Linked DNA regions of Homo sapiens: all the other regions are linked to region 5. Evidence: chromatin loops called from intact Hi-C (ENCODE). Cell type or tissue: MCF 10A. All regions are shown on one strand. Region 1 overlaps LOC105377876 (a long non-coding RNA gene). Region 2 overlaps UBE3D (ubiquitin protein ligase E3D). Region 3 has its middle 180 kb from the start of TPBG. Region 4 has its middle 33 kb from the start of TPBG. Region 5 holds the start of LOC105377874 (a long non-coding RNA gene). Region 6 has its middle 340 kb from the start of UBE3D.

Region 1 (5,000 bases), 350 kb before region 5:
AAAAAAAAAACAGTAATTTTTTTCCAAAACAAGAATGAGGCTCACATGTTGAGACTCCGGCTTAAAAAAAAAAAAAAAAAAGTGCACCTTCTATTCTTCTATCTCACCTCCTGAAACAATTAAAGTAAATTTTTTTAAGTTAAACTCTACCTGGTTAAATGTATCATGTGGACTTCTGGGACAGATTCAATGTTAACTTTGGCTAACGAAACTTATGATGTTATTCCTACTATTATCATTCTAGTTCAACACTTGTCTTCTTGCACCCGGATTATTGCAGTCATCTCCCAGCTGTACTTATTTATAGCATCCATTTCTCTTCTTCAAAACACGTACATGTTCAGTATTGTGCTAATCACTCCTGGGGAGCCTCTTTCACTTTCTGAAGTGGCAGTAAAGAGCTGGTCTTATATCCCATGGAAAGAGCATATCAGTTGAAGTCAGACAACCCTAAATTGGAATCCTATCCATTCTGCTGGTTAAACCTGAGCAAGTTACTTAGCCCAGCTAACCTTTAATTTCTCAAGGGAACCCTGAAATATTGCCATAAAATTAAATGAGACAAAGTACATAAATAAACATTCCTCATTTCCCTATCCAGGACTGGCACCCTATGGAACTTTACAGTTTCATTTCCCAAACAAATAGTAGATAAGCCATGCATTATCTACCATTTTTGAAACAAGTTTTGCATTTCCCTGTGCATTTTATCATGTATTCTCTCTGACTGAACTGTGCTTCCTTCCATATTTTTATCTGCCAAAAATGTCAGCCCTTTCCTGATCCAGCCTACCTTCTGACATGGAGGACCTTCTGATGGCTCAGCTCTGACATTTCCTAAGCTAAGATCCTGGGTGGGGCAGCCATAAAATAATACCTTCCCCATCCTAGTGGTGTATGTGTGATAACATATGGGCATGCATGCCCACTAACCCACAGACTTCTCTTAACTTCTATTACATTTCTCCAGTATGCAAAATTGTCGATTACCTGTACTTTAAAAACAGCACTCTGATCATTCCATATTAGGATTGCATCCTAGCCCTGGGCTCCCATCTTCTTGCCTGGGATCATGATGCTTCCTAATTTTTGATAGTTCCTACTCTAGAAGGCTATTACTACCTCTGATTGGGTCTTAATCTGCCTAAATGAATTCATATAAAATATCACACCTATTTATCTCGGCATCTTTCCTTGAGATAATGATGCTATAGACTATCTACAGGAGTGGATTACAATCTTGATTTCTGCCATGCTTTTTTGGGCATTATAATTTGGACTCTGGCTTCATATTTCGGGGACAAATTGTATAGCCAAGTAAATTTCTCCACCTCCCCAGGTCTAGCTGTTTATTCTCCTTAGTCTATGCATTGAGAATGGAGATCCCATCTTGCCTTGTAGCCATGTTCAGAAGCAATGAGCAACCCATCATTCATACCTAGCTCAAATGCTTCCTCTCCTAGAATCTCTTAATTTTCTTCCAGAACTCTCCTTTATTCAAAAATATTTATTAAGCATCTAGTATGTGCCAGGCACTTGGATGCAGCAGAAAAAAAAAAAAAAAGAAAATTCAAAACCCTACTCCTATGTTTTTTTTTTTTTTTTAACATGGTTTATTGTATTTTCATAGTGCCTCTTCTTAGTTAGTCATAAATGCTGTAATACAAGGGCAGGAAACTTAAAAAAATTAGTCTGTCTAACCACACCTGTAATGGGTTGAATGGTGGCCTGCCAAAAAATACATCCATGTCCTAACCCCTAACCTAAGAATGTGACCTTATTTGGAAAAAGAGTTTTTGCAGATGTAATTAAGGATCTTGAGATGAGATCATCCCAGATTATCTGGATGGGCCCTAAATCCAATGTCCTTATAAGAGAAGACACAAACACAGAAGTGAAGGCCATGTGAAGATAAAAGCACACATAAGAATTATACAGCCATGAGCCAAGGAATGCTTGGAGCCATCAGAGCTTCCTAGAAAAGGCAAGAAAAGATTATCTCCTCTAGCCTTTGGAAGGAGTACAGCCCGGCTGAAACCTTGATTTTTGGACTTCTGGCCTCTAGAACTGTAATAGAATATATTTCTCTTGTTTTAAGCCACAATTATCACAAATTTGTTTGAAATTTGTGATAATTTTTTACGGAAGCCACAGAAAACTAATATACCACCATACTTTGCAGATGACCAGAGCTGGCTAAAATCCTTAGAACCCACAAATAATAAAAGGATTACAGTCTTCACCCTATCCCATACAGGTTAGGACCTGTAATTTGAAAGAAAATCATTTCTAAATAGAAAAACAAATACCCATGCTGAAATTAAAATAGTTCCCTTTCAGCTTTTCTGATTATAAGATTCTAAAGAGTTCATAGAGTATGATTTGTTCTTTTGCTTCTTTTTTCTATTTTTTTCATTGCTCCATTTCTTTGGCTGTAATGCTTTTTTTTTTTTGCAGAACACAAACAATAAGCCAGCTCATAATGTGGGAATAAAGTGATACAGCATGGGAAGCACATGGTGCTAGTCACTTGGTAACTAAATATGCCTTCTCTTTATTTTGGGACTGGTGATGGGGTGGTGGCAAGGGTATAATGAAGACGAGACATACTTTGTTCCTTGGTCCTATCTACTGACTCAGTGGTTCGAGATCTATGAGGTAGAGACATGAGACAATTCTCCAGATAATTTGAATTAACTCAGCTCAACAGATTCATTCTACCTTGCAACTGGCATTTGGTGAATCTCACAGTTCTTCATTTCTGCACTACAGTTTTTCCAGTCACCAGATGAGGTCATCTGTGTTCTTCTCATTGAATTGTTCTAGAACCATGAGGCAAGATGTATCTGGGTCTGATTCCCAAGAAACAAATCTTAAAATTATTTTCCTTGAGTGGATGAGGAAAAAAGAAGCAAGAGCTTTCTCCTTGAGATGTTTCTGGATTTGTAGGTGGCTGATTGAGTGGCTATGAGCCGTGCATGAGCCTTAGCGTTTCTTCCAATTGAGAGTGAAAATAGCATAATTTCTTTGGGAAACTTTTTACTGTCAATTATATCTTACCTCCTGGAGAGACTAGCCAGACAGACTCCACTGACAATATGTAAAGGAAGCATCTTAAGTGCCACTTAGTTGTCCCCAGAGCTTTAGTCACTCATAATACTTCCTCAAGACTGTAAAAACATAACCCAAAATTATTTTACCTTTTTTTAAATTGAAGAATTCTTTGACCTTTCTCTAATAGTTGCTCCCTAGAAATTTCTTCTAGCTGAAGCCATACTTTACCCTGGCCTTCCAAACAAGTTAATGTCTTTGTACGCAGGTTTCCTCGTATTCGTTTGAAAATGGGGAAAATAATAACGACATTTCTTTCTTTTTGAGCCATAAAGTTATTTTCTGAACTGACTTCCAATTTATTTAGATCAAATAGACTAGCACTGTTATCACTAACAAGCATTCATATATCTGCCTTATCCCTACGCAAATGCGGCACATTTGTTATATACTACAGCAGATTCTTGGTGTTCGACTTCCTGTATCTTAAGTTAACCCTGAGTTCAGTCTTAGTAGAACTTAGCAGCTGATACAACTGTGTGATATACTCACTGTTTATAGCCAGCTTCTGTTCTGATTGACTGGTGTCCATGTTAAATACTTGGAATATCACCCTTGTTTAACTGCCATATTTTAAAACTGATCAGTGAAATAAATGGCTATAGGAGTCCATATAGTGCTTGTAAAGTACCACAGTGTTTGAAAAAGATTTTATTTCCTAAAATATGGTGAGTTAACTCCCAATCTTGGAAAGGAATGGGAAATCTAATGGGCAGTATTATACCTTGTAACCACTTAGGTTTGTTACTCCATTTAGTTTAAATGATAGATGTTGGAAGAGGCAATCTTCTTCTGTGGGCTCTGAGTATTCCTGCATGCTCTTTCTGGGTGTGCCAGCCAAGAACACAGGGTCTCGTCTGCTCTTTACGAGACATTTCTTAGAGTTGAGTTTGTAGTGAGTAACCTAACCTTGAAAGATGAGGTAATATTTTCCTGGAGACCAAAGGTAGGCTTGCTTCTGTTTAGTATAAAAACAATAAATCCCCAAGCTCAGTGTTCCTTTCCTGTAAATACAACCCATTTTCTTTGCAGGCATCCATCATGAGCCCTTTGTGTTGCCCCATACAACTTGGGGCACATGGGGACCTGAAGCAAGCAACCATGAAACTCTGGTCACTGCTTTTGCTATGAGTAATAAAGTCTTTTGTCTCCATCCCAGGAGTCTCATGCCTTTTGTCAGCCATCAGTGAAATAGTAACAGGCTCATTTGTTAGTTTGTAAGTAGAATAAAACCTTAACTCTTGCAGAGTTCCTGAGGGTTTTCAAATATTTCTTATGTAAACCCCAAAATAGGTCCTATAATGTTTATTTATATTGTTTCAAACAATTAGTGAACATAAACAGTATAGAATCTTGGTCTTTTATCCTGACTCTACCACTGAGTAAATGATCTTGAGTAAGTTTTTTTTTTCTTGTAGGCTTCTGTGTTTTCATCTGTAAAATGAAGGGGTTCAACTGTGCCCTGGGGAGTTGATGACAAGTCACTTCAAGGGCACTTGCATTAGTCCCTGGTTGTGGGTTGTTGGCTATGGCTGGGGACAATGATATAGCTGTGTTGACTGGCCTGGTCTCCTACCCTCAGCAGGGCCAGCAGCTGTAGACACTGTCCCTCATCAGCTCTCTTTCATATTTCTCTTACGTATGATTTCCTCCACACTTTTCCTCATACTTCCTAACTCTCTCATTTCCTTTTTCTCGGGAAAAAAACAATGCAGATCATCAGAATTTTTTCCTTTCTATCCCTTGAGCCACGGACTGTGCTCTGGATACCATCCATCTTATCAATCCAGGGCTGACACCTGGCAGGAAGAGATGACATGTGGTTTCAGACCACACAGTCATTAAAGTCTCTAAGAGTTCAGCAGAGAGGGAAATTACTATGAACTGGC
Region 2 (5,000 bases), 780 kb before region 5:
TGTTTTTAATTACCAGAGAACCGAAAGAAGGAGGTATGCCCATGAATATTTCCATAATGCCATCTTCACTCCAGATGAAAACCCCTGAAGGCTGCACAGAAATCCAGCTTCCAGCAGAGGTCAGGCTTGTACCTTCCTCTTGCCGTGGGCTACAGTTTGTTGTTGGAGATGGACTGCACCTGCGACTGCAGACGCAAGCAAAATTAGGCACAAGTGAGTAATATTAGCACTTCTGCTGCTGTATTTACCTTTTTGTTATAAACCAAAGGTGATTTTTCCTTTGATAAGTTGAACTTTTCCCAGGTGAAGGGGTTGAGAAGCTCTAGGGTCTTTGTCAGCTCTGCCAGTTATTGGCTGTATGCAATTGAACATGTTACTTAACCTTTCTGAGGCTTCTTCCCTCCCTCCCTTCCTTCTTTCTTTTCCACCCACAGCAAAATTGAGCAGAAAGTATAGAGATTTCCCATTTACCCACTGCCTTGTTTCTTTAATTGTAAAATTTTCTGGCTCACAGATGGGAAGATTAAATCAGATGGCAGTTGTATAAGACCTGATTGATTTTAAAGCATTACATGGAAATTTATTCATTCAACAAATATTTTGGTTTGTGCTATGTGCTAGGCATCAATCTAGGTTCTGGGGATACAGAGTGAACAAGGTAGGGGAGGTGTCTGCTCTCATGGAGCTTACATTCTAATTGGTGGGAGCAGATAATGAGCAAACAATTTAAATATTAAGAAAAGTGTTATGATAATATAAAACAGAATAATGGGATAGGGAGTGACTAGGGTTGGCTGAAGGATGATCAGTGAAGGCCACTCTGAGGAGGTAATGTTTGACCTGAGTCCTGAATAAGGAAATCCTATCCATGTGGGGACTGTTCCAAATAGAGAAAACAGTACACAAAAGGTCCTACAGTTGAGTTTGATACTTAATTTGATTTTAACTTTTACTATGCCTGTTATATTTACAACATTTTGTAACTGGTATAATGATTCGGTAAGGCAGTGGAAAATTTGCTTTTTCTAAGACCTCAGGGTTATTTATTGTATAAAATTATTGGTTCATTACATCTATTACAATGTACGTAATATATGCTTTGGGGGATTAAAATTATGTCAAAGGGGGAAATAGGCTGTAAAAGACTTATGTGATGTTTATTATCAGAGAAAGATTGTAATTCTTTCAGCTGCACACTGACACTTCGCTGCTGCCTCATCTGTAATAAACCTTTCATCTGCGCTGTGTGGATCCTGGAGATGGGGTCAGGAGGAGTGTTTGGAAGAGCCATTTAGGAGATGTTGAGTATTCCCCTGAGTCTGTGCTCTTGGCTTTTGTGAGGAAAGAGAAGATAGAGAGGGTTTCATTTCTTTTTTACTGGAGAGCAATTTTTGCTCAAGTCCTGGGTTAGTGAATAACTAGTTTGAGTTGGGCAGGGTTAGTTTTAGGAACAAAGGGTAGGGAAAAGAGATGTCATGGCACTTAAATGTTGTAGGATAAATACTAGGAATGACTGTTGGAATAACCATAGCAAGAAGGTTAGGGTCACCGAGCTGGGAAGTAGACTCCCTGATTGCACCTAATAATGGGCAGAGAAAGTGTTGTTTCAGGGAAGAGGCCATGGGAGGCTGGATGTTGTGTTGTCATCACCTTCTCCTTCACAACAGTTACCTCTTTCACAAGAGTAACCACAGCAGGAATTTTGTGTTGGGTTCTGAGATTTGGGAAAGGCAAGCATGAAAGCCACAGTGGAGTGTTTTCTGGGATTGTGATTTTAGAGATGGAGGAATAGAGACCACCAGGGACATAGTATTGGGTTTTTGCCCATCCATATTCTGTATTCTGTAACTGAATATACAAATATCAAAACTGGAATTATTTTTAAAAATTTAAATCTGCAAACATTGTTTAAACTATAGGACAAAATAAATTGACTGCTATGTGCTGATTTGCATATTGTTTGTGTTCACTGGTCTCCTATTTCTTTACACTTTTAATATATTTTGCTCAAATATCTGAAAAGGAAAATTATCAAAGTCCTGTTCCATAGTGCATGAAAGAGTATGCAAAACAGATTCCTCAGCACTTAATTGCCTGAGTGCTTTCCATATAATAGATGGTGTATAAATATTTGTGGAATGAATAAATATGAATAGATATGTACTGGTGTGAACTTGAATCAAACTGTTTTGTAGGAAGTGACTTGAAAGTTTTAGCCTTCAGTTTGTGTTTCAGGGTTTTTTAAAAAGATGACTTTTCAATGCTAAGAACACCCTTTTAAGGACAACTATAGTAAACATCATACTGGTATACTGCTATTTTGAGTGTCAAACTGTGACCCTCGGTGTGGAACTAGCTACAGTAGGATCTATTAGAGCACACGCATTAGATTGATCCCCCGCAGCAACGCTCTCCCAGGATTCCTCTATATCAGAAACTGAATTTTAAACCCGACCCAGTGCATCATGCTGGGTGGCCAGCAGAGGGTAGTGTTTCACTGAAAATTTGTTTGTGGGTCTGGAAAAAATATTTTGGATTCCTAGGTCTCCTTTTAATCTGCTCAAAGTTAAAGAATAATACTGTTTATTGCACCTTAGTGCTATAGGGATTTCTGGCCACCCCTTAAAAACTGTTAAGATTTTTAATTGCCAAGGCGTAAACCTTCTAGCATCAGTTTTTTAAAATCTTAAAATACATACAGAAAAACACAAACCAAATCCACATTGCTTGATTCTGATGGATATGACCTCATTTCTTTAATTAGATTTTTATAGACATATTTTAGTTCATTCTTTTAAATGAAAGTTTCCTTATTTCATAAAAGAAATAATAGAAACTAAGGGAACATGCGGCCTTATGCTGCTCTTTCCCATAGTGTGAGAAATATACATTTTTCCCCACAGCTTTCAACGTTTTACCATAGCTTTCATTAGAAATTGATTTTTGATCTGGGAAAACTGGACTCTTTTTGGAGCCATTTCATTCCCAGGGAGGTGTCCAATAAACATTAGTTTGAGATCTTTGTTTGTTCATATGGTTATATGCTAGACTGGACATAAACCTTATTTAAATAAAATTAAACTCAAAGTTGGCTGGGCACGGTGGCTCACGCCTGTAATCCCAGCACTTTGGGAGGCCGAGGCAAGGGGATTACGAGGTCAGGAATGCAAGACCAGACTGGCCAAGATGGTGAAACCCCGTCTCTACTAAAAATACAAAAATTAGCCAGGCATGGTGATGGGCGCCTGTAATCCCAGCTACGCGGGAGGCTGAGGCAGAGAATTGCTTGAACCCAGGAGGCAGAGATTGCAGTGAGCCCAGGTTGCGCCACTGCACTCCAGCCTGGGTGACAGAACAAGACTCCATCTCAAAAAAAAAAAAAATTAAACTCAAATTTAAGAGCTCTATTTGTTCACACTGATGAAACACTATTGTGAGACACAGCAGAGGGAAGCTGAGAATGTTGGAGATCTGTGTAGTTAGCTTGATGAGAAGGAAATAGTTCTTTTTCACTCATCCTTAATGTTGGTATTTTTAGAATGAGAGAACTAACAAATGCTACATGCGTAATCTAGAGCAGTACCTGTCTCTGGAACACTTAGCAAAATCTGTTGTTTTCAAAAACACTTCACAATATTTGCTTCTGCTTGAGTCATCAGATAGTATTAATTAAATGTGTACTTCTGGGTGGATCATAAACTGTTTATGGATGGTAATTTATCGTGGCTATTGAACTGTTTAAGTATGTTAATATATTTGTTTCAATCTCTAAGATTAGCTATTTCATTGACTTCCTTTAGAACTGATTTCAATGTTTAATCAAAGCTCGCAAACCCAAGAATGTTGCACGTTTTATTGCCAATCCTGCGGTGAAGTCATAATAAAAGACAGGTAAGGAATATATTTAACACTGATTAATTCTGTGCCTGGCAATGGTTATCTCTTTTTCTATCAGAATTTTTCAAGTAATTGCCAATGGAGTAGTATATGGCCTTAAAGTGAGAGCCAGCTTAATGTCACTTTGAACAAAATTAGCCACAAAACTTGCTAGCAATCGCAGAGTGATTAGCTCTTAGGGACATAAAGGGGAGCACTAGGATGCTGGCTTTGAGAGAGGAGTGCTTATCTTGGCCGAAAACCTGTGCTGATCACTGAAGCACCTCCCTCCTGAAAAGAAACATGGGACCTGTCACATTTCATCCAACACGATGCTGAGTGACATTTTCCACATTCAGTGATTTTTTCCACATAACAAGCTTTTGCACAAAAACTTTTTATTTGAACTGTTTTTATCAGTGCCTTTCTAAAATCCATTTCCTATTTCTCCTGCTTATTAAAACAGAGCATACAGAGCACAAATTAACCTTTTGTCAATGATTAGGTTAATTTTGTCATTTATTCTTGCCATGTGCTGTGATTGCCCTGTTGAGATGGGAAGGACTCTTTGTTGGTTTTTTCGTTGTTGTTGTTGTTTTTGGGTTTTTTTACAGTCCCTAAGGCTTTTTAATTTCTTTTTCTTTTGTCCCTCATGTCAGCCTTCTTGTTTCTTGGGCACAAACCCTTCCTCCTAAAATTTCAGCCACGAGTCATTCATCAGCTGGAGAGACAGATTAAATCCTAATTATTGTTAATACTATTTAAAGAATTTAGAGTTCTTTATTAGATGGGTTTCCTGAGCCATGTTCCTAAGACTTATAAGTGAACGGATCCTTCCTGTCTGAAACCTGCTTCTCTTCCAGTGTTCCTTATCTCAGTAATGCTGTACTTCTACCTGTGTCCTCAAGGTAGAAACCTGGTGTTGCCAGAAGTTCCTCCCTCTGGAGGCAGGGGAGTCCAAGCCTTCGGCTGTCTTGGGCTACACATAAAATACACTAACACTAACAATTGCTGATGAGTTTTTAAAAAATTGCCAAAAAAATCTCATGTCTTAAGAAAGTTTACGTATTTGTGTTGGGCCACATTCAAAGCCTTTGGGCCATATGCTCTAACGTGGGTCAGCT
Region 3 (5,000 bases), 270 kb before region 5:
AAATTGTCCCTGTTTGCAGAAGAAATGATTGTATATTAAGAAAATCCCATTGTCTCAGGCCAAAATCTCCTTAAGCAAACTTAAGAAACTTCAGCAAAGTCTCAGGATATAAAATCAATGTGCAAAAATCACAAGCATTCCTATACACCAATAACAGCCAAATCATGAATGAACTGCCATTCATAATTGCTACAAAGAGAATAAAATACCTAGGAATCCAACTTACAAGGGATGTGAAGGACCTCTTCAAGGAGAACTACAAACCACTGCCCAATGAAATAAAAGAGGACACAAACAAATGGAAAAACATTCCATGCTCATGGATATGAAGAACCAATATCATGAAAATGGCCATACAACCCAAGGTAATTTATAGATTCAATGCCATCCCCATCAAGCTACCAATGACTTTCTTCAAAGAATTGGAAAGACCTACTTTAAAGTTCATAGGGAACCAAAAAGCAGCCCACATTGCCAAGACAATCCTAAGCCAAAAGAACAAAGCTGGAGGCATCACACTACCTGACTTCAAACTATACTACAAGGCTACAGTAACCGAAACAGCATGGTACTGGTACCAAAACAGATATATAGACCAATGGAACAGAACAGAGCCCTCAGAAATAACATTACACATCTACAACCATCTGATCTTTGACAAACCTGACAAAAACAAGCAATGGGGAAAGGATTCCCTATTTAATAAATGGTGCTTGGAAAACTGGCTAGCCATATGGAGAAAGCTGAAACTGGATCCCTTCCTTACACCTTATAAAAAATTAATTCAAGATGGATTAAAGACTTACATGTTAGACCTAAAACCATAAAAACCCTAGAAGAAAACCTATGCAATACCATTCAGGACATAGGCATGGGCAAGGACTTCATGACTAAAATACAAAAAACAATGGCAACAAAAGCCGAAATAGACAAATGGAATCTAATTAAACTAAAGAGCTTCTCCACAGCAAAAGAAACTACCGTCAGAGTGAACAGGTGACCTACAGAATGGGAGAATTTTTTTGCAATCTACCCATCTGACAAAGGGCTAATATCCAGAATCTACAAAGAACTTCAACAAATTTATAAGAAAAAAAAAAAACCATCAAAAAGTGGGCAAAGGATGTGAACAGACACTTCTCAAAAGAAGACATTTATGCAGCCAACAGACACATGCAAACATGCTCATCATCACTGGTCATCAGAGAAATGCAAATCAAAACCACAATGAGATACCATCTCACACCAGTTAGAATGGTGATCGTTAAAAAGTCAGGAAACAACAGATGCTGGAGAGGATGTGGAGACATAGGAACGCTTTTACACTGTTGGTGGGACTGTAAATTAGTTCAACCATGGTGAAAGACAGTGTGGCGATTCCTCAAGGATCTAGAACTAGAAATACCATTTGACCCAGCCATCCCATTACTGGGTATATACCCAAAGGATTATAAATCGTGCTAGTGTAAAGACACATGCATACGTATGTTTATTGCACCACTATTCACAATAGCAAAAACTAGGAACCAACCCAAATGTCCATCAGTGATAGACTAGATTAAGGAAATGTGACACATATACACCATGGAATACTATGCAGCCATAAAAAAGGATGAGTTCATGTTCTTTGCAGGGACATGGATGAAGCTGGAAACCATAATTCTCAGCAAACTATCACAAGGACAGAAAACCAAACACCACATGTTCTCACTCACAGGTGGGAACTGAACAATGAGATCACTTGGACACAGGGCAGGGAACATCACACACAGGGGCCTGTTGGGGCATGGGGTCTAGGGGAGGGATAGCATTAGGAGAAATAGCTAACGTAAATTACGAGTTCATGGGTGCAGCAAACCAACATGGCACATGTATACATATGTAACAAACCTGCACGTTGTGCACATGTACCCTAGAACTTAAAGTATAATAATAAAAAAGGGGGCATTATGGGGCATACACCATATAAAAAAATAAGTATCTTGTAGAGATATTTGGAGACTATGCAAATATCATGCTTCTCATCTATCTTTGTCCACTAATTTTAGCAACCATCAAATGCTTCTTGCCTACAAGTGTTACTGTGGTGTTTGTCAATTATTCCTGGGTTTGTCTATTTCATTAATTCTTTTTACATTTACAAATTAGAATTTTATTATAAATAAGAGTTGTCCCTTCTTCCTCATTTATTTATATATTATGTAAATGGTGTGAACAAGTGGCAATTAACTTTTTCTGTGGGCTATAATCCATAACTGTTATTTATATTTCAATAAATAATTGAGCTCCCTCAAGAAGGCTCTTTTGTCCTATTAACATGCCTCTACTTTTTTTTTTTTTTTTTTTTTGATCACTTTTTCTTTTTGGTACCACAAGGTGTCCCAAGCTCATCTTGTAATATCCCTGCCCTAGCTTTGGAATCAGAAATTTGTCCAAAGAGCCCTGGTTCTTTTTATTAGAGGATGCTGTTTGAAAACCAAGATATGAGTGCTATTACTTCAGGACCCTTCTAGTGAGCAAATACACACCACACATTTACATACCCTTTTATGTATATGTACACATACATATTTGTATTTCTGTGTCTGCATATTATTAAAAACTATTTTTATGCTACCTCTGATTTGTATCCAACATCAAAGGAAACTTCCCCATCCTTATTTGTAATTCCTGTTGCTGTGAGATATCTGGATTTCATTATTTGAAATATATTTATGATTATCTCAATGTTAGGATGCATAAACTTAGTTTCAGAATTACTCATACCACTGTGAAAATAAAATGTACTAAAAAGAGTAAAATATTTGACTTTTTTCTTTAGCTTTATATAATAGACGTTGTTTTCCAACGCTACCCTAGCATAGTTCTTTTCTTCACCAATTCCTTTAGTGTGGCTATGTTATTCATCAGTAACACAGTCAGGTTAACTCTGTTGGAATTCCATTTTGGACTCTCTCCCATGTCCTGGTTGATTTTAATTATTTTTGGCTATGTGAAACATTAACATGGTCCTAAAAATCAGAAATATACAAACAATGTATACTTTCCATTATTTTCAACACTTTATTCCACCTGCCCACTGTAAAAAACTATTCCCACTAATATTTCTGATTTTTGCTTCTCATATTTCTTTTTGTATACTGCCTTGTTTTATTGTTTAATGAAGATAACAGACTATAGACAATGTTTTGCACTTTGCTTTCTGTGCTTAGCAATATATCCTGGAAATTACTCTGCATAAGTCCATAATGATTGCCCTTATTCTGCAGTTCCATAGTACTCCATCGTGTAGATGTACCATGGTTTATTCAAACACTTTCTATGTGTGGGTAAGTGCATATATGGCTTCGTTACATATTGCCAAATTCCCCATCTCCAACTGAAAATTTGTTTCAGTTGACATTCTTAGAAATTTAAGAGAATGCATATTTTTTCATAGTCTGGCCAGTAGCATATGATGTCATATTTTTAGATTATTTTCCAAACTGATAGGTAAAAACTGATAATTCAGTGTTGCTTTAATTTGTATTTCTTTTATTATGAGGGAGTTTAAATATCTTTACGTGCGTTTAGGAGCCATTTGTCTATTCATATATTTTTACCATTTTTTCTCTTGGGGTTGAGTCTTTGTCCTCCAGTTTTTTTGTTTGTTTGTTTTCCTGAGACGGAGACTTGCTCTGTTGCCCAGGCTGGAGTGCAGTGGCATGATCTCGGCTCACTGCAATCTCCGCCTCCCAGGTTTAAGCACTTCTCCTGCCTCAGCCTCCGGAGTAGCTGAGATTACAGGCACGCACCACCACGCCCAGCTAATTTTTGTATTTTTAGTAGAGATGGGGTTTCACCATGTTGGCCAGCTGGTCTCAAACTCCTGACCTCGTGAGCCACCCGCCTTGGCCTCCCAAAGTGCTGAGATTACAGGCGTGAGCCAGGGCTCCCAGCCTGCCCTCCAGTTTTTAAGAGCTCTCCTTACATATGAGGTATTTTAGCCCTTTATTGGGATAGGTCTTGCAAATATTTTCTACCAGCTTGTCAGTTGCCTTTTAACTTTGTTTATGATATTTGCCATGTAATTTTAAAGAATTTTTTGTGGAAACATGGATGGAGCTGGAGGCCTTATTCTTAGCAAACTGATGCAGGAACAGAAAACCAAATACCATGTGTGCTTACTTAAAAGTGAGAGCTAACTGATGAGAAAGTACGAACACAAAGAAAGGAACAACAGACACTGAGGCCTAATTGAGGGCGGAAGGTCCAGGAGAGAGAAGAGCAGAAAAAATAACTGTTGTGTACTGGGCTTAATACCTGGGTGATAAAATAATCTGTACAACAAATCCCTGTGACACAAGTTTACCTATGTAACAAACCTGCACATGTGCCCCTGAACTGAAAATAAAAGTTAAAAAATAAGAGAATCGGCCAGGCGAGGTGCCTCACTCCTGTAATCCCAGCGCTTTGGGAGGCTGAGGAGGGCAGATCACCTGAGGTCGGGAGTTCGAGACCTGCCTGACCAACATGGCGAAACCCCATCTCTACTGAAAATACAAAACCAGCTGGGCGTGGTGGGAGGCGCCTGTAATCTCAACTACTTGGGAGTCTGAGGCAGGAGAATTGCTTGAACCTGGGAGGTGGAGGTTGCAGTGAGCCGAGATCATGCCACTGACTCCAGCCCAGGCAACAGAGTGAGACTCCATCTCAAAATAAAATAAAGATAAAATAGTTTTATATAATCAAATTTATGAATATTTTCTTGTATTGCCTCTGACTTTTGAGTCATATTTAGAAAGCCTTTTCCTACACTATGGTTAAAAAAAAGACTTATCCCGCCTGGGTGCGGTGGCTCAAGCCTGTAATCCCAGCACTTTGGGAGGCCAAGGTGGGCAGATCACCTGAATTTGGGAGTTCAAGACCAGCCTGACCAACATGGAGAAACCCCGTCTCTACTAAAAATTGAAAATTAGCCAGGCATGGTGATGGGCGCCTGTAATCCTAGCTACTTTGGA
Region 4 (5,000 bases), 60 kb before region 5:
ATGTGGTAGAGAGAGGCTTGAACATGTTTTTTAGGCAGAGAAGAAGGAGTCAGTAACTTAATAAAAATAATACTGTTATTGAAAAAGGAGGCTTCTTTATTTAGAGAAAATTTTTTCGTAAAGGAAAAATTTCACAACGAGATAATATGACAAGTTCAATAAATCAATAACAGAGTAATATTTGGATTGAAACATCTTTGAGTGAATCTAATTTATGAAAACACCTACACTTTGTTGGCTGTTCTCAAGAAAAGTGAATGCTTCTTCCATGAGGTGCTTTCAATTTATAATTTTTTATTGCTTGTGAAATGAAAGCTAATTCTTGAAAAATGTAGCCAAGAGTCCAGGCAGGTTTACCTAGATGGGATATCAGCTCTTTCTAACAGTTTTTCTAGTCATGTGAGAATCAGAAAGGCATGTGTGTGTGTGGCAGTGGAGGGGTGAGGGGTTTGTGGGGAGAGAGAGAGAACAAGGCAGGCAGTCAATCTTTCAGACAAATCTCAAGCTACCAGTAGGGTACAATGGAAAACACTGATTCCTGTTGGCCTTAAAATATTCAGCAAAGTTAAATATCCTTTTCCTGCAATTAAAATAGCTTATATCAAAAAGACAGGTAATAATAGATGCTGCTGAGGATGTGGAGAAAGGGGAATCCTAATCCACTGCTGATTGGAATGCAAATTAGGACAGCCACTTATAGAGAACAGTATGGAGGTTCCTCAAAAAAATAAAAATAGAATTACCATATGATCCAGCAATGTCACTACTGCGTATATATCCAAAAGAAAGGAAATCAATATATCAAAGGAGATCTGCATCCTCATGTTTATTGCAGCACTATTCACAATGGCCAAAATATGGAATCAACTTAAGTGCCCATCAACGATGAATGGATAAAGAAAATGTGGTATGTATACACCATGGAATATTATTCAGCCATAAGAAAGAATGAAATTTTGTCATTTGTAGCAACATGAATAGAACTGGAGGCCATTATGTTAAGTGAAATAAGCCAAGCACAGAAAGACAAATATAGCACATTCTCACTCACAGGCGGAAGCTTAAAAAGTGGATTTCCTGAAGATAGGAAGTAGACTGGCAGTTACCAGAGACTGGAAAGGGGAGGGGATAGAGAAGAAGAAGGGAGAAGGGGGAAAAAGAATATAAACGTATTTATTACCACTGAACTATAGACTTAAAAATGGTAAAGATAAGCCGGGTGCGGTGGCTCACGCCTGTAATCCCAGCACTTTGGGAGGCCGAGGTGGGCGGATCACGACTTCAAGAGATTGAGACCATCCTGGCCAACGTGGTGAAACCCCATCTCTACCAAAAACACAAAAATTAGTTGCATGTGGTGGTGTGTGCCTGCAATCCCAGCTACTTGGGAAGCTGAGGTAGGAGAATCACTTGAACCTGGGAGGCGGAGGTTGCAGTGAGCCGAGATCCCGCCACTGCACACTCCAGCCAGGGCGACAAGAGCGAAACTCTGTCTAAAAAAAAAAAAAAAAGAAAGAAAGAAAAGTAAAAATAGTAAATTGTGTATGTATATTTTATCTCAATAAAAAAAAAAAAAGAAAGATTCCTTTTAAAAAAAAGTAGCCCCTACCAGAGTACATGGAGATCAGCAGCCCCACAATGGCCACAGAAATGAGAAAAAGGGAAAATGGCTGGAAAGTACAGAATACTTTCAGTAAGTAACTTGGTTCAGAAAACAGCCACTCCCAACATTATGTTTTAAAGAGGTGTGATGAACCATTTTGACTGCCAGATATCATTTTGAGCTTTGCCAAATTAATCCTTATGCTTGTCAAACTGAAAGTTTAGAAAAATGTAACAGCTACTTCTTCACGATTTTGCCTAAGAGTTGAGCCTGCAGGCCAATGAAGAAGGTCCTTTTAGCTCAATCTCTATACCCCTCCAATCCCTGGACTTCCTCCCTCAAAGGCTCCGGGCTCAGTCAGTAGAAAGAGAAGAAGACTGAGTGAAATGCATGTCACTGGACTTACTTTGCCCTCTTATGGCAAAGGCTGAGCACAGCTCATTTCTGTGAAACTTCTCTGTTGAATTCACACTTTCTTCCTGGCCATCCGTTGTCAGCAGGAAAAGAATCTAATGGGCCAATTCACACAGAGTTGCTGATGACTGAAAATGGTTGATTATGAAATCCCTTCAGGCTATTTACATTTGTGGGAGAGAATTCACAAAAGCACTGACTCTGAAGGTAGGAATTTTAAGTACCTAGGAATGATCTAGGAGAGATGTATGAAGACTTAGAACTCTTCCTAGCACTTCACCAATTTTATCATATAAACAACAGCATATTCTTAACTCTGACAATTCTTGGCAGGCTAGAGGGCTGAGGATACTAAGAATAATAATCATGTGACCAGGGTCCCAATTCTAAACCCTGCCTAGAAAAGAAAAGTCTTCATGACCCAAGAAAACAAATTACCTCCTTCTTTTGTGCAGCCCTCATCATGGACTTGCTGTGACAATTAAATAGATCTTGTACTGATTTTTTTCAATCCATTGGTTAAAAATGTATTCCCAACAGTTATTCTAATCTGAAAAGAGAAGAAAGAGGGAAAAAGTGGTTCATGGAAACTGTACTCTAAAGTAAATGCTCAGGCCATTTTAGGAAATAAAAAAATTTCACTGATGAAACATTTAGTCTAAAACAACACTGAATAAATATTTATTAGGTTGTATCATTTGTAGGAAAGATACTATACTGTTGTGGGCAAATATAAAGGAGAAGACTAATAAATTACTATGTAGTGAAACATAGTAAACATAAATATGAGAAGCAGGTCTATAACCCAGAACAAGTGTTTGTGGATAGGATGTGGATGAAAGGCATAATAAAGTTATCAAACATTGCTTTACACCAAAGACAATAGCAAATCCCTGTCTTTATGTAGGGAAATTGCTTTCACAAACTTTTTAAAAATTTGATCCTTATAACCACCCTAAGATGTTAGGTAATAGAACATTAGAAATTCAACTGCAGCAGAGATCCGGAGAGAACAGAGGCTTATCTAAAAGGTTACATAGCCGGCAAACAATTTTGGGGAGGGATGGGAGAGGAGACAAGACAAAGTCATCCTACTTAGCATAATTATTGGCTGGCACACAATTTTACTATACCCTCTGTGGAAACTTAGGGTTACTCAAGTCTCAATAATTCTTCACTTGTTCACATGCAAAGCATCTTATTTCAATTTGATTATTCACTACCCCTAGGTATTTAGCTCAAGATAGTCTCACTCATGTGAATTGACACATGTACAAATTTGCTCACTTTCTGCATTGTTTTTAATGACAAAAGTTTAAAAATCACATAAATGTCCATAACTTATTTTATCCAGTAGATAAGTTATGGCCCAACCATACAATAGAGTACTGTGCAGCTGTCAAATAGAATGAAACACTTCTCTATTAATATGGAAAGATCTCTGTATTCACTTCCTAAGGCTGCTGAAACAAAATCCCACAAACTGTGTGGGTTAAGATAATAGAAGTTTATTGTATTACAGTTCTGAAGGCTAGAAGTGATACTGGTGGCGAATCCATATGGGTCTGCTGCAACCTCAATTTTTGCCTCCTCAGAAGAAAGAATTCGACTGAGGGGCATAAGGCAGAAGGAGAGACCAAGACACATTTTAGAGCAGGAGTGAAAGTTTATTAAAGAGCTTTAGAGCAGGAACAAAAGAGAGAGTACACTTGGAAGAGGGCCAAGTGGGCGACTTGAAAGACAAGTGTGTGTTTTGACCTTTTGACTTGGGGTTTTATAAATTGGCATGCTTCTGGAGTTTTGTGTCCCTTCTTCCCTGATTCCTCCTTTGGGATGGGCTGTCCTCATGCACAGTGGTCTGCTAGCAGTCGGGAGGTGAACATGCTCATTTGAGGCATTCTTCCCTTACTGGTGGCATGTCCCTGGAAGGTCATATACCAGTTAAACTTCGCCATTTTGCCTCTTAATGTGCATGCTTGAACCTACTTGCCCGACTCCTGATACATACCAGGAAGCTGCTGATCACCAGTTTCAGGTTTTTTCTATGCATAAGGAGACTGCCTTTCCCTGGCACTGGCTGTAACCAATTATTATTTTAGAGAGACAGTTAACAACTGCCTGATCATCACCTGATGGTTGTCTGACATTCATGGTGGTGGGGGGCCCTTTCCTGCCCTTCTCATGCCTGACTAGCTACCTACTGTAACAGAAGTCCCAAATCACGGTGTTGGTAGTGCCATGCTCCCTCTGAAACCTGTAGGTGAGAATCCTTCCTTGCCTCTTCCTAGCTTCTGGTAATTTGCCAGCAAGCCTTGGGGTTCCTTGGCCTGCAGTTGCATGACTCCAATCTCCACCTCTGTTGTTACATGGCATTCCTCCTCTATGTCTCTGTCTCTTCTTATAAGGACACTAGTCACATTGGACTGAAGGCCCGTCCTACTCCAGTATGACCTCATCTTAACTAATTACATTTGCAACAAACTTATTTCCAATAAGGTCACTTTCTGAGGTATTAGAGGTTAGGACTCCAAGATACTTTTTGGGGGGATACAATTCAATCTATAACAATCTCTAAGATAAATTATGTAAAACAACAACAACATGCAGAGCAGAGTAGATGGCATGATACGTTTGTGTAAAAGAAATATACACACAAATATTACACAAATGTTTGTAAACTCATTAGAGTATCTCCAGAACAATTCATAAAATGCCAGTGGCCTTCATGCAGGAGAACTTTGTAGCTGGCAGAAACAGGAGAGAAGAATTATACTTCTTAGTTATTGCTTTTTTTGTACTTTTTGAATTCTGTGTTAACTATTTTTAAAAATTCCCTTCCACAACTATTCTTCAGTTACTGTGAATCTATTTAACATCCAATTCCCTCAAATATTAGGAGAAGGTATTGAGATCATTTTTTTCTGGGCTGCTCTGGCAAGATTAATCAGAAAGGGAATTCACTCGGTTTAATGCCAATCTGAAA
Region 5 (5,000 bases):
CAAAAGCCTTCTTCACAGTGCTAACAGTTTAGTTGAGCAGAATGTAGACACTTCAGGGACTACTCCAGTGTGCTTATTCACCACAGAGTTCATTTTTCAAGCTGAAACTGAATGATAATTGATAGTGTTGGGGCTCAGAACACAATACCCCAAAGTATGGTGCTTTGGCATGCTGAGTACATAAAACTAAAGGAGATTGCAAGGCTTCAGAAGTAGCCTCAGAAGAAAAGCCTCTCTCTGACTGTCTCCTACCCTCCTTTCTCTTGTCCTTGTCTCTCCCCTGAAGTGAGTCATAGAAACCAGAATTCTTCTTCTTCAAGGTAAGTCATAAAAACTAGAACCCTTCTCCCTCAAAGCAAGCCATAACACCTAGAAAGGTTACTGTCTCTCTTCTCCTTCTTCCTTGAAGATCCTCATTTCAGAAGGGGTCCTGCCCCGTTGGCAGGGAGGAAGTTTCACTACACAGTGAGGCCAAGATGAAGCTGGACAGGCCTTGCTGAGCTTTCCACCTTCATCTGTTACCATTGGGTTATACCCCTTTGTCCAGTTACCTATCTGTACAGCTGTTCATTCTTTATAGAACCTAAGCAGTTTTCCCTTGGTCTTTGGGTCTTCACTTCTGAAGACTCTTGTGTCATGTAAAACTTTGATTTTAAAAATATGTTATGCTTTTCTTTTGTTAACCTGCCTTTTTGTTAGGAGTATTAAGTGTCGGCTGTGACCTTTATGATGAGCGAGGAAAGGTATCACATCTTTCCACTCCTACAATAGCAAAATTCAAATTTCATGATCTCGTTTTTCTATTGCTGGTGCCTCCCAGTCTCTCATTCTAAACTCCCATAAATTCACTCACACTGTTCATCCTTGCTTCTCTCTCTGCTCCCCTCCTTCACCTCTTGGGACCATAACATGCAGTTTTCACGTCTCATTTCTCAGCAAAATTATGAAGTGTGTTGAATGAATTCACATTAATAATATTTTAGCTAACAACACTTGGAAGAGTCTACAGATCATTTACCAAGGAAACTAAATTATTTCAAATACTGGTGTCAAAATAAATGAACCAAGCCTTCTCTGACGTAGTAGCTTAACATTTTATTGTGAGTGTGAACACAATTCCCTAATCTCCAAAATACAGCAATCCTTACTGGGTTCTTTCTTCATTAGTGAGAGTACAAAATGTTCTGCTATAGATTTCCCCATAACTTGTAGTGGTGGAATAGGGCATTTCTTTCCTGAAGTAATTCAAACTAATATGGAACTCTTTTCTAATATAAAGATGTCTTTAGAACACCTTGGAATTATTGCAAACGATAAGTAGAATTTATTAACGTTATGAATCAAAGAGAAATGTTGTGTGTTTTTGTTGTCATTAAATAAAATTTAGAGGTGAATCTTTTCTCCATTTTTTTTTTGCTTAATCATGACTCTGTTTTTTCTCTCTCCTAATAGGTTCTCTTCAGTTCCAAAGTATTCCCAGCTGCCGAGAGTCACAAATTCTGTCTGAAAAGCAGGGTGACCTTTTCAGAGAGGAGCCAATGTTTGGAAGCTGAAATACAGAGGAAGGGAGAAAGTTTACTGAATGTGTGCTGGAAGAGGAGAGCTCATTTAGCCAGCCCTCTTCCACTTCACTCATTCCCAACCCCACCCCTACCCACATATTCCAACTCCTCCGCCTCTCCATTCCTCCCTAACCTTACTGGACAAGTAGGACCGCCAGCTATAGGACTGCCAGCTACAGGGATGTGGTAGTCCACTCGGGCTCTTTGAAGTCTTTAAAATTCTCCCTCGGTGTCTGCTTCTTTCCTGGGGGCAGAAAGCAGCACATGGCACCTCAGATCCATGGAACACAGCCCACCACTCCTGAGAAGCAGAGTCGAGGAGCAGCCGACCTGACTTGGAAGGCAGGCTAGCTGGGTTACCCCTGCCCACTGCCAGTTACACAGATTAAACATTTTGTCTGGATATGACCAGATGTCCTCAATTCCCCAGGCTTGAACACACTTACCCTTGCTTCTCCAAATTGCTTTGCATGCCTTACCCACCCCCTCATCCCCACTATTCTTAGCTCTCAAAAAAAAAAAAAAAGATGCTGCAGTTGTCATCCATCTTCCGACTTTTTATCATAGCTTTGCATACTCTTTTCAAATATTCTTTCTCTTTCTCCCTCTTCTTTTTAGCCTCACAATTTTGCTTTTTGTAGACCAATCAAAGATTTCTATGTGTGTCTTCAAAGAAATATTACAAGACAAACCCTCTCCTGGTACAAGAGCTACAGAATTATTTGCATATATAATCTCTTCTTGTGCCTCCTGCTAGCATGGGCCTTTTCGTCTTCAATCCTCATGGTATAACAAAAGAATAAATTATGGTACTACTGATAGAACGTTAAACTGACAATCTTCTGAGGCACCGGCAGTTTAATGGAAACCAAAGAAAATTCAAGATTATACATTTTCTCATAAATGTATTTCTTTTTCCTGTCTTCTCTTTCACATACTATCAATTTTCTTGCCTTCTTATTATTCAGTTTCCTATCTGTCAAATAACAAACCCAAAGCTGCCTTCGAGCCAATCTCCTGTCAATGGAACCGTACTTGCTGATAGAGGATTAAGGTATTGGCAAATCTGTTACAAGGTGTTTAGGTTTATAATTAAAGATTTAGTTAAATTAATAAACAGCAGCAATTTCAAGAAGACTAAAAGGATTGCCTTACCTGATATTTTGCCTCCTTTCTGACTACTAAGGGAAGATGTGAAAAGTGAAAATGAAGGTGTTTATATAGTGCCATCTAGCGACAGATACCTAAAAAAGCTCTGTATCATTTATTGATTGCACAGAGAAAACAAAATCCTTCTACTGGGGTCTGCTTTGGAATCTCCAGGTTTAATTCTAGTTTTTGGGCTTTTGGGTTTTTTTGTTTAACCTTCTATGGGGATAATTCAATCCTGGGGTCTCTTTTGTTTTCACTGAAAGTTTTAAGCTTTAATCTGCTTTGTGGAGAGCCAAAAACATGAAAACTCTTTCAGTATCCAGAGGAACTGCTGCAGTGGTATTTTAACTTTGGACTTTTTCTTGCTATCCCGGTTCTGTCTGTCACACTAAAATAAAACCTTGATTCTGCGAGGTATAGGAAAATATGTTAATAAGCTAAGAAAATGGAAATGATCATGTCATCTAAACCATAATATTGCTCCCCTCTTCCAACTCTTCTCACTTGAATTTATATTTCTCAAATTTTAAATATATGGACATGAAAAAACAAAGATGTCTTCAATTATGCATATTAAAAATATACACCTATGAGAACCATAACCAAGTTTTAGAAGTTGGCCCACTGTTAGCAAAGTTCAGAATGAATAAACAACCCCTATATATATGGAAAGAAACAAAAATTTAAAAAACCATCACCAAATCAGAAACTGCTGTCTAACTTAAGTGATTCATGTTTCCCAGAATCAGCTTGTCCTTTTAAAGGCTGATCTCTAACTTGAGACTGGCTTTGCTTTGACTGTGAGATACTTCTAAGATCAGGTCTCCATTCTGATCCCACTCACCGGCTGCTCTGTTTCCAAAGTACTTCTGCCTTCCCTAGGGGGGTCTCCTCCTGTACAGGCACTGAAAGACTGATCAAATCTGCATGTGTCAATCATTGCCTACTTCCCAGCTGGTGATAGAGGTAGATTCCTACCAAATTTACTCGGAGGACTTGACTTTCTCAGGACCTCTTCCTGTTGTGCATTGTCATGATCTTGCGGCTAAACTAATAGATGTGAAAGTGAATTGAAATGTAAAACATGCTGGGCAAGTCTAAAATGCTTTGAATGATAGGAGGTAATTAAATGAATGACTTTCAAACCTCACTTGATGCCTGCTGAGATATCCTATATCTACTGATTCAAGGGCCAAATCTCTAATTTCCCAATACCACCCATCACTTGGAAGTTTCTCTTCAATACATTGATCTTCTCATGGTTGCCTGATGCTTAGTTATGAAAGGGTTTCTTTTGTCTTGATCTTTTCACCATAAAGATAGGAAAGGCTGGGCATGGTGGCTCATGCCTGTAATCCTAGCACTTTGGGAGGCCAAGGCAGGTGGATCACTCGAGGTAAGGAGTTTGAGGGCAGCCTGGCCAACATGGTGAAACCCCTGTCTCTACTAAAAATACAAAAAGTTAGCCAGATGTGGTGGTAGGCACCTATAGTCCCAGCTACTCCAGAGGCTGAGGCCTGAGAGTTGAACTCGGGAGGCGGAGGTTGCAGTGAGCTGAGATTGCGCCACTGCACTCCAGCCTGGGCGACAGAGCAAGATTTGGTCTCAAAAAAAAAAAAAAAAGAAAGAAACAAAAATAAACTTAATTTTTCAGGATGGTAGATTTTAGGACACTATACTTTCACCATGTTAATTAAAATAAGAGTAACTGAGTGAGATGTACCTGCCTAAAGCAGTTTTAGTTAAAAAGAACTCACACCTCTTTTTTTTTTTTTTTTTTTTTGAGACAGAGTCTTGTTCTATTGCCCAAGCTGGAGTTCAGTGGCACAATGTCAGCTCTCTGCAATCACCACCTCCCGAGTTCAAGCGATTCTCCTGCCTCACCCTCCCGAGTAGCTGGGATTACAGGTGCCCGCCCCACACCTGGCTAATTTTTGTATGTTTAGTAGAGATGGAGTTTCACCATGTTGGTCAGGCTGGTCTGGAACTCCTGACCTTGTGATCCACCTGCCTCAGCCTCGCAAAGTGTTGGGATTACAGGTGTGAGCCACCACGCCCGGCCAACACCTCTGATCTTAATTTCAGCTAAATTACTGCAGAATTTTTCTTTAAGAAACGAGATAGTGATCTCCTAATCTCTATGTTTCAGTACCCTTCCCTCATCCCCAATTCAAAGTCTCCTATTTTATTGACTGCATTAGCAGTGATTTCATAATTGGTAGTTAAAATTGGCATGCAGTGAAGTTTTAGCGGTTGTTGGGATCTTTGTTGATTAAAGAGTTTTAA
Region 6 (5,000 bases), 450 kb before region 5:
CGACCTAACTGGCATTTTCTATTTCTGTTCTTGCCTTTATACTTGCTTTCTGGAGCCACCCAGCAGTCAGAATAATCTTTTAAAATATAAGTCAGGGTCGGGCGCATTGGCTCACGCCTGTAATCCCAGCATTTTGGGAGGCGGAGGCGGGTGGATCACGAGGTCAGGAGATCAAGACCATCCTGGCTAACACAGTGAAACCCCGTCTCTACTAAAAATACAAAAAATTAGCCGGGCGTGGTGGTGGGTGCCTGGGGTCCCAGCTACTCGGGAGGCTGAGGCAGGAGAATGGTGTGAACCTGGGAGGCAGAGCTTGCAGTGAGCCAAGATCGCATCAGTGCACTCCAGCCTGAGCGACAGAGCGAAACTCCCTCTAAAAAAAAAAAATATATATATATATATATACACACACATATATATATACATATATATACACATATATATACATATATATACACATATATATACATATATATACACATATATATACATATATATATACACATATATATATATATGTATATATATGTCAGTAATTTTACCCCCTGCTCAAACCCACCATGGCATCCCATCACTCTTAGTACAAAGCGTTATGGTCTACAAGGCTCTGCAGCAATGATTCTAAACATGTCTGTATATTAGAATCACCTGGGGAGGATTAAAAAATTACTGTTGCTTGGGTACCACTCCTGACCAACTCAAATCAAATCTTTGGGTTTGGGACCTGAACATTTGTGGATTGTCAAAGCTCCTCAGGTGTTCCAGAGGCAAAATAAAGACTGAGAGCTTTCTCTGGCTACCTTTCCAACCCCAGTGCTTACCACTCTCCCCTTTGTTCTCTCTGATCTGCCATATTGACTTCCTTGTTCCTAAAGCTTGCCAAAGATGCCCATGGCTCAGGACCTTTGCACTTAGTATTCTATCACTACAGCTGGCTACATGGCTGGGTCCCTCACTATATTCAGATCTCTGCTCAAATGTCACCTCCTCAAAGAGGCCTTTCCTGACAATCTCACCTAAAATAGGTGAGCAGCCCTTGTCTTGCTCTCCTTGTTCTATTTCAGATTTCTTAAGGGCAGTCTTAATATTATATCACAATTATTTATTTATTTATTTTTATTCTGCTCACCACTAGAATGTTAAATCCATGAAGCCAGTAAATTTGTCTAATTTGTTCACTGCTCTATTTCAACTCTGTAGAACAGTTCTTGGCACCTAGACATAGTAAGAGCTTAATAAATATTTATTAAATGAACTAATCAACAAATGTAGTTTAATTGCATGAATATATTTGGAACATCTACCATTTTGGAGACATTGTAGAAAGTTCCTCAGGCCATGAAAAACGACAACAACAACAACATATGGTTATCTATTTAGATGGGAGAGGCCAACAGGCCAATGGATAAAAATGGAATCCAGATTCTAGTATGTGCTAAAAACAATATGCTGATGGGCACAAAGGGACATTCACACTGATATAGGAACGTATATACTAGGAAGTTCCTAGTGTACATTTTTGCTGATATGGAACATAAAGTAGATGGCGTCTGGTCAATATCTGTTTGAAATTTAATTTCGTATTTTGTGACTGCAAAGGCTGGAACGTTAATTACATTTTTTTAACTCTTGCAGTTAGGCTTTTAGATGCAATTTATGTTGTTCCAATCAGGTGCATATATAGGAGACTGTAATTCAGAACAGAGTTAAGTGGGGAAAGAGGCAGTAGTACATGAACCATCCACATTGCTGGTGTGGATTGAGCAGTTACTACATGGCTCTGAAGTCAGCAGTTAATTTAGAAGTTTTTCCATCCTTAGATATCACTGTGCTTGTGATACTCTGTGCCCCGGGAACATTATGAAATAGTTCACTACTTCACCTAAGGTGCCATTGCTTTAGTTTTTGAAAGTAATTTTTGCTGGGTGTACCATTCTAGACTGACTTTTCCTCTTTGTGTTTTAAAGATGTTGCTTTACCATCTTTCTGTTTACATTGTTTCCAATGAGAAAATTGCTCTCATCTTTATCTATCTCTATGAATAATGTATCTTTTTTCTCTGTCTGCTTTTAAGATTGTCTCTTCATCACTGGTTTTGAACAATTTGATTATGATATGCCTTGGTATAGTTTTATCCATATTTCTTGTACCTGGGATTCACTGATGTTCTTGCTACTGTGGGTTTATAGTTTTCATCAACTTTGGATTTTTTGAGCCATTATTTTTTCAAATACCCCCCGCCTCCTTGAGGTTGTCCAGGAGCTCACTGATGCTCACACAGTGTGTTTTTTTTGATTATTTATTTTTCTCTGTGTATTTCATTTTGGATATTTTCTGTTGTTATGTTTCAAGTTCACCAATCTTAATATTTTTCATTTCATACCTGGTAGGCAGAATTCTAAAATGACCTCCCAAATTTTTTACCCTAATTCAGAATTGTTACTATAATGAGATATAATCCCCAATTTTGTAATGTTTTATGGCAAAAGGAATTTTTCAGATTTAATTAATTTTAGTAACTTCGGTTACTAGTCAGTTGAATTTGGATGAATCAAAAGGGATATTAACTGGGTGGGCCTTTAAGAGGAGTTTCTTCAGGATGGTAGCAGAAGAGGAAGTCAGAGAAATTTGAAGCGCATGAAGGATTTAAGCCATTGCTGGCTTGGAGATAGAGGGAGCCTCATGAAAAAGATCTGACAATGGCCTCCAGGTGCTGAGAGTGACCCCTGGTTACTAGTCAGCCAGAAGATGGGGACTTCAGCCCTATATCCACAATAAACTAGATTTTACTAACAACTACAGTGAGCTTGGAAGTTAATTTAAAAAATTATATCTATATTTTTGTAGAGACAAAGTCTCACTGTGTTGCCCAGGCTAGTCTTGAACTTCTGGCCTCAAGCAATACTCCTGCCTCAACCTTCTAAAGCAATGGGATTACATTCATGAGCCACTGTATTCAGCCTAGAAGTTAATTTTTTTTCAATGCCAGTGGGTAAGAACCCAGACCAGTGAATGCCATAATTTTAGCCTTGTAGGATCCTAATCATAGACCCCAGGCAAGCCCTCTCAGACTTCTGACCTATGGAACTGTGCACTAATAAATGGGTGTTGTTTTAAGCTGCCAAGTCCGTGATAATTTGTTACATATCAGTAGAAAACCAATACATCAGACACTGTAATTTTTATCTCTAGAAGTTTGAGTCTTTAAAAAATATCTTTCATGTCTGTACTGAACTTTTGAACATAGGAAGGGATATTACAAAAGCCATTTTAATGTCCTTGTCTGCTAGTTCTAATGTCTATGTCATTCCTGGGCCAGTTTCGTTTGCTTGATTATTCTAGAACCCCATTGTGGGCTGCGTTTTCCTGTCCCTTTTTGTGCCTTGTAATTTTTTATTAGATGCCAGACATAATGAATTTTAGGTGGAAGCAGAATTGTGTCTAGTCTGGGGCTAATTATTCTCCATTTAGAGGCAAGACCCTTCTAAATACTTTACCAGTTTACTGTGAGTTATGAGGCTTTCCAGTTTGATTAGTGGGAATAAGCATCATTCCTGGTCCTGTGTTAAGTACCATCTCCTCTAATTCTTTCAGCTGTTTTTTTTTGTTGTTGTTGTTGTTGTTTTATTTTTTGAGATGGAGTCTTACTCTTGTTGCTCAGGCTGGAGTCATTGGCACAACCTCGGCTCACTGCAACCTCCGCCTCCCGGGTTCAAGTGATTCTCCTGCCTCAGCCTCCTGAGTAACTGGGATTACAAGCGCCTGCCACCATGCCCGGCTAATTTTTTGTATTTTTAGTAGACATGGGGTTTCAAAGTGTTGACCAGGCTGGTCTCGAACTCCTGACCTCAGGTGATCCACTCGCTTTGGCCTCCCAAAATGCTGGGATTACAGGCGTGAGCCACCGTGCCCAGTCTCAGCTGTTTCTTTTACTATTGTTTTTCTAACATGTATGAGCAGAATCAAAATCAGGTTAATAGTTGAGATTTTAGACTTCTGTATCTGTGAAGCTGTCTCTTCTCTGGTACTCTTTCCTGTAAACTCTGGGATCTTCTGTCTCCCTGGACTCCTAGGTCTGTTTCTTAAACTCAGGGAGTCTATCAGACTCCACTTAGGTTCCCTCTCCCTGTGCCATATCCTGGAAATTCTCTCAAGGCTGTAAGCTGGGACAATCACAGGGTTTACCTTTTTTGTTTCCTATCTTTCAGGGATCACTAACCTTCATTGCCTGATATTCAGTACCTTGAAAAACTGTTGTTTCATATATGTTCTGCAGTTTCTTGGTTGTTTCAGATTCGATTATAAATTCATTCTCTGTTACTTCATCTTGGCCAGAAGCAGAAGTCTATTATTGATCTTTTGACATATAATAGTAAGATGAGATACACTGCTCATACCTAGAAAGCATATCTTTTAATCATAATATGTATTGTCATGCATAAATCAATGTGAGGCATGTACTATATACCACATTTATTTACAAAATAGATTCCATTTTTCTGTTGATTTGATGTTGAAATGTAAAAATATAAAACCACTCAAATCAGATGAACATGATCACCGGAAGACAGCAGAGAGAAAGGTAAGTTGTTAGATAGTCAGAGGTTGGCAGTAGAGGATATGGCAAAAAAAAAAAAGATGAGAAAAAAAGGAGGGCATATTGTAAGGACCAGTGAGGTAGAAGTTTGGAAGCAGGAATGGAAATAAAGATGAAGAGAAAAGGGGTCATCCTTGGAGGGCAGCTTTTGTGTGATGGATTTTTTTTTCACATAATAGGGTGGTATGGCTTTGTTCCCTACTCCACCCCCTTTATTCTGTGTCTTTTTACCAGTTTCCTCCATGCACCTCTTTTCTACATGCATCTATGGGCATGTAGCCCCAAATAAAGGATATGATAAATGAAGACTGTCATTCATTCCTTTAACATGTGATTTTTATTATCGATTCTAATCTAGATTGTGACAAGTGATGCAACTTTTAACAAGGCAAACACAGCTCTT

The links. Hi-C counts contacts between places; a loop is a spot of excess contacts. Peaks named below come from ENCODE experiments on the same cell type or tissue, not always from the same donor. Only the 100,000 strongest peaks of a DNase experiment are listed, where the experiment ranks them.
Region 1: a loop joins it to region 5, with 18 times the contacts of the local background. A loop is called at or near these places in 11 of 110 quality-filtered maps.
Region 2: a loop joins it to region 5, with 12 times the contacts of the local background. A loop is called at or near these places in 95 of 110 quality-filtered maps.
Region 3: a loop joins it to region 5, with 7 times the contacts of the local background. A loop is called at or near these places in 6 of 110 quality-filtered maps.
Region 4: a loop joins it to region 5, with 5 times the contacts of the local background. A loop is called at or near these places in 3 of 110 quality-filtered maps.
Region 6: it touches region 5 in a loop (5-fold over the local background); 16 of 110 quality-filtered maps call a loop at or near these places.

Annotation. Positions count from the first base shown.
Region 1 is chr6:82,614,616-82,619,615 of GRCh38, reverse strand. The region is part of intron 5 of LOC105377876 (a long non-coding RNA gene); the gene reads left to right. Among named protein-coding and RNA genes, the nearest start is that of TPBG, 250 kb to the right of the region's middle. In MCF 10A, no CTCF peak of the experiment used is centred here; no DNase peak of the experiment used is centred here.
Region 2 is chr6:83,053,039-83,058,038 of GRCh38, reverse strand. It overlaps UBE3D (ubiquitin protein ligase E3D), which reads left to right. Exons shown (of 10, transcript NM_198920.3): 2 at 17-213; 3 at 3,801-3,891. Among named protein-coding and RNA genes, the nearest start is that of UBE3D, 10 kb to the left of the region's middle. In MCF 10A, CTCF peaks have their summits at 113 (motif pointing right) and 2,476 (motif pointing right); a DNase peak (open chromatin) is centred at 118.
Region 3 is chr6:82,539,958-82,544,957 of GRCh38, reverse strand. No RefSeq gene overlaps it. Among named protein-coding and RNA genes, the nearest start is that of TPBG, 180 kb to the right of the region's middle. In MCF 10A, no CTCF peak of the experiment used is centred here; no DNase peak of the experiment used is centred here.
Region 4 is chr6:82,328,688-82,333,687 of GRCh38, reverse strand. No RefSeq gene overlaps it. Among named protein-coding and RNA genes, the nearest start is that of TPBG, 33 kb to the left of the region's middle. In MCF 10A, a CTCF peak has its summit at 2,003 (motif pointing left); a DNase peak (open chromatin) is centred at 2,107.
Region 5 is chr6:82,268,766-82,273,765 of GRCh38, reverse strand. It overlaps LOC105377874 (a long non-coding RNA gene), which reads right to left and starts at 2,328. Exons shown (of 3, transcript XR_942737.3): 1 at 2,009-2,328; 2 at 1,696-1,806; 3 at 1,076-1,549. In MCF 10A, a CTCF peak has its summit at 2,794 (motif pointing left); a DNase peak (open chromatin) is centred at 2,765.
Region 6 is chr6:82,722,088-82,727,087 of GRCh38, reverse strand. No RefSeq gene overlaps it. Among named protein-coding and RNA genes, the nearest start is that of UBE3D, 340 kb to the left of the region's middle. In MCF 10A, no CTCF peak of the experiment used is centred here; no DNase peak of the experiment used is centred here.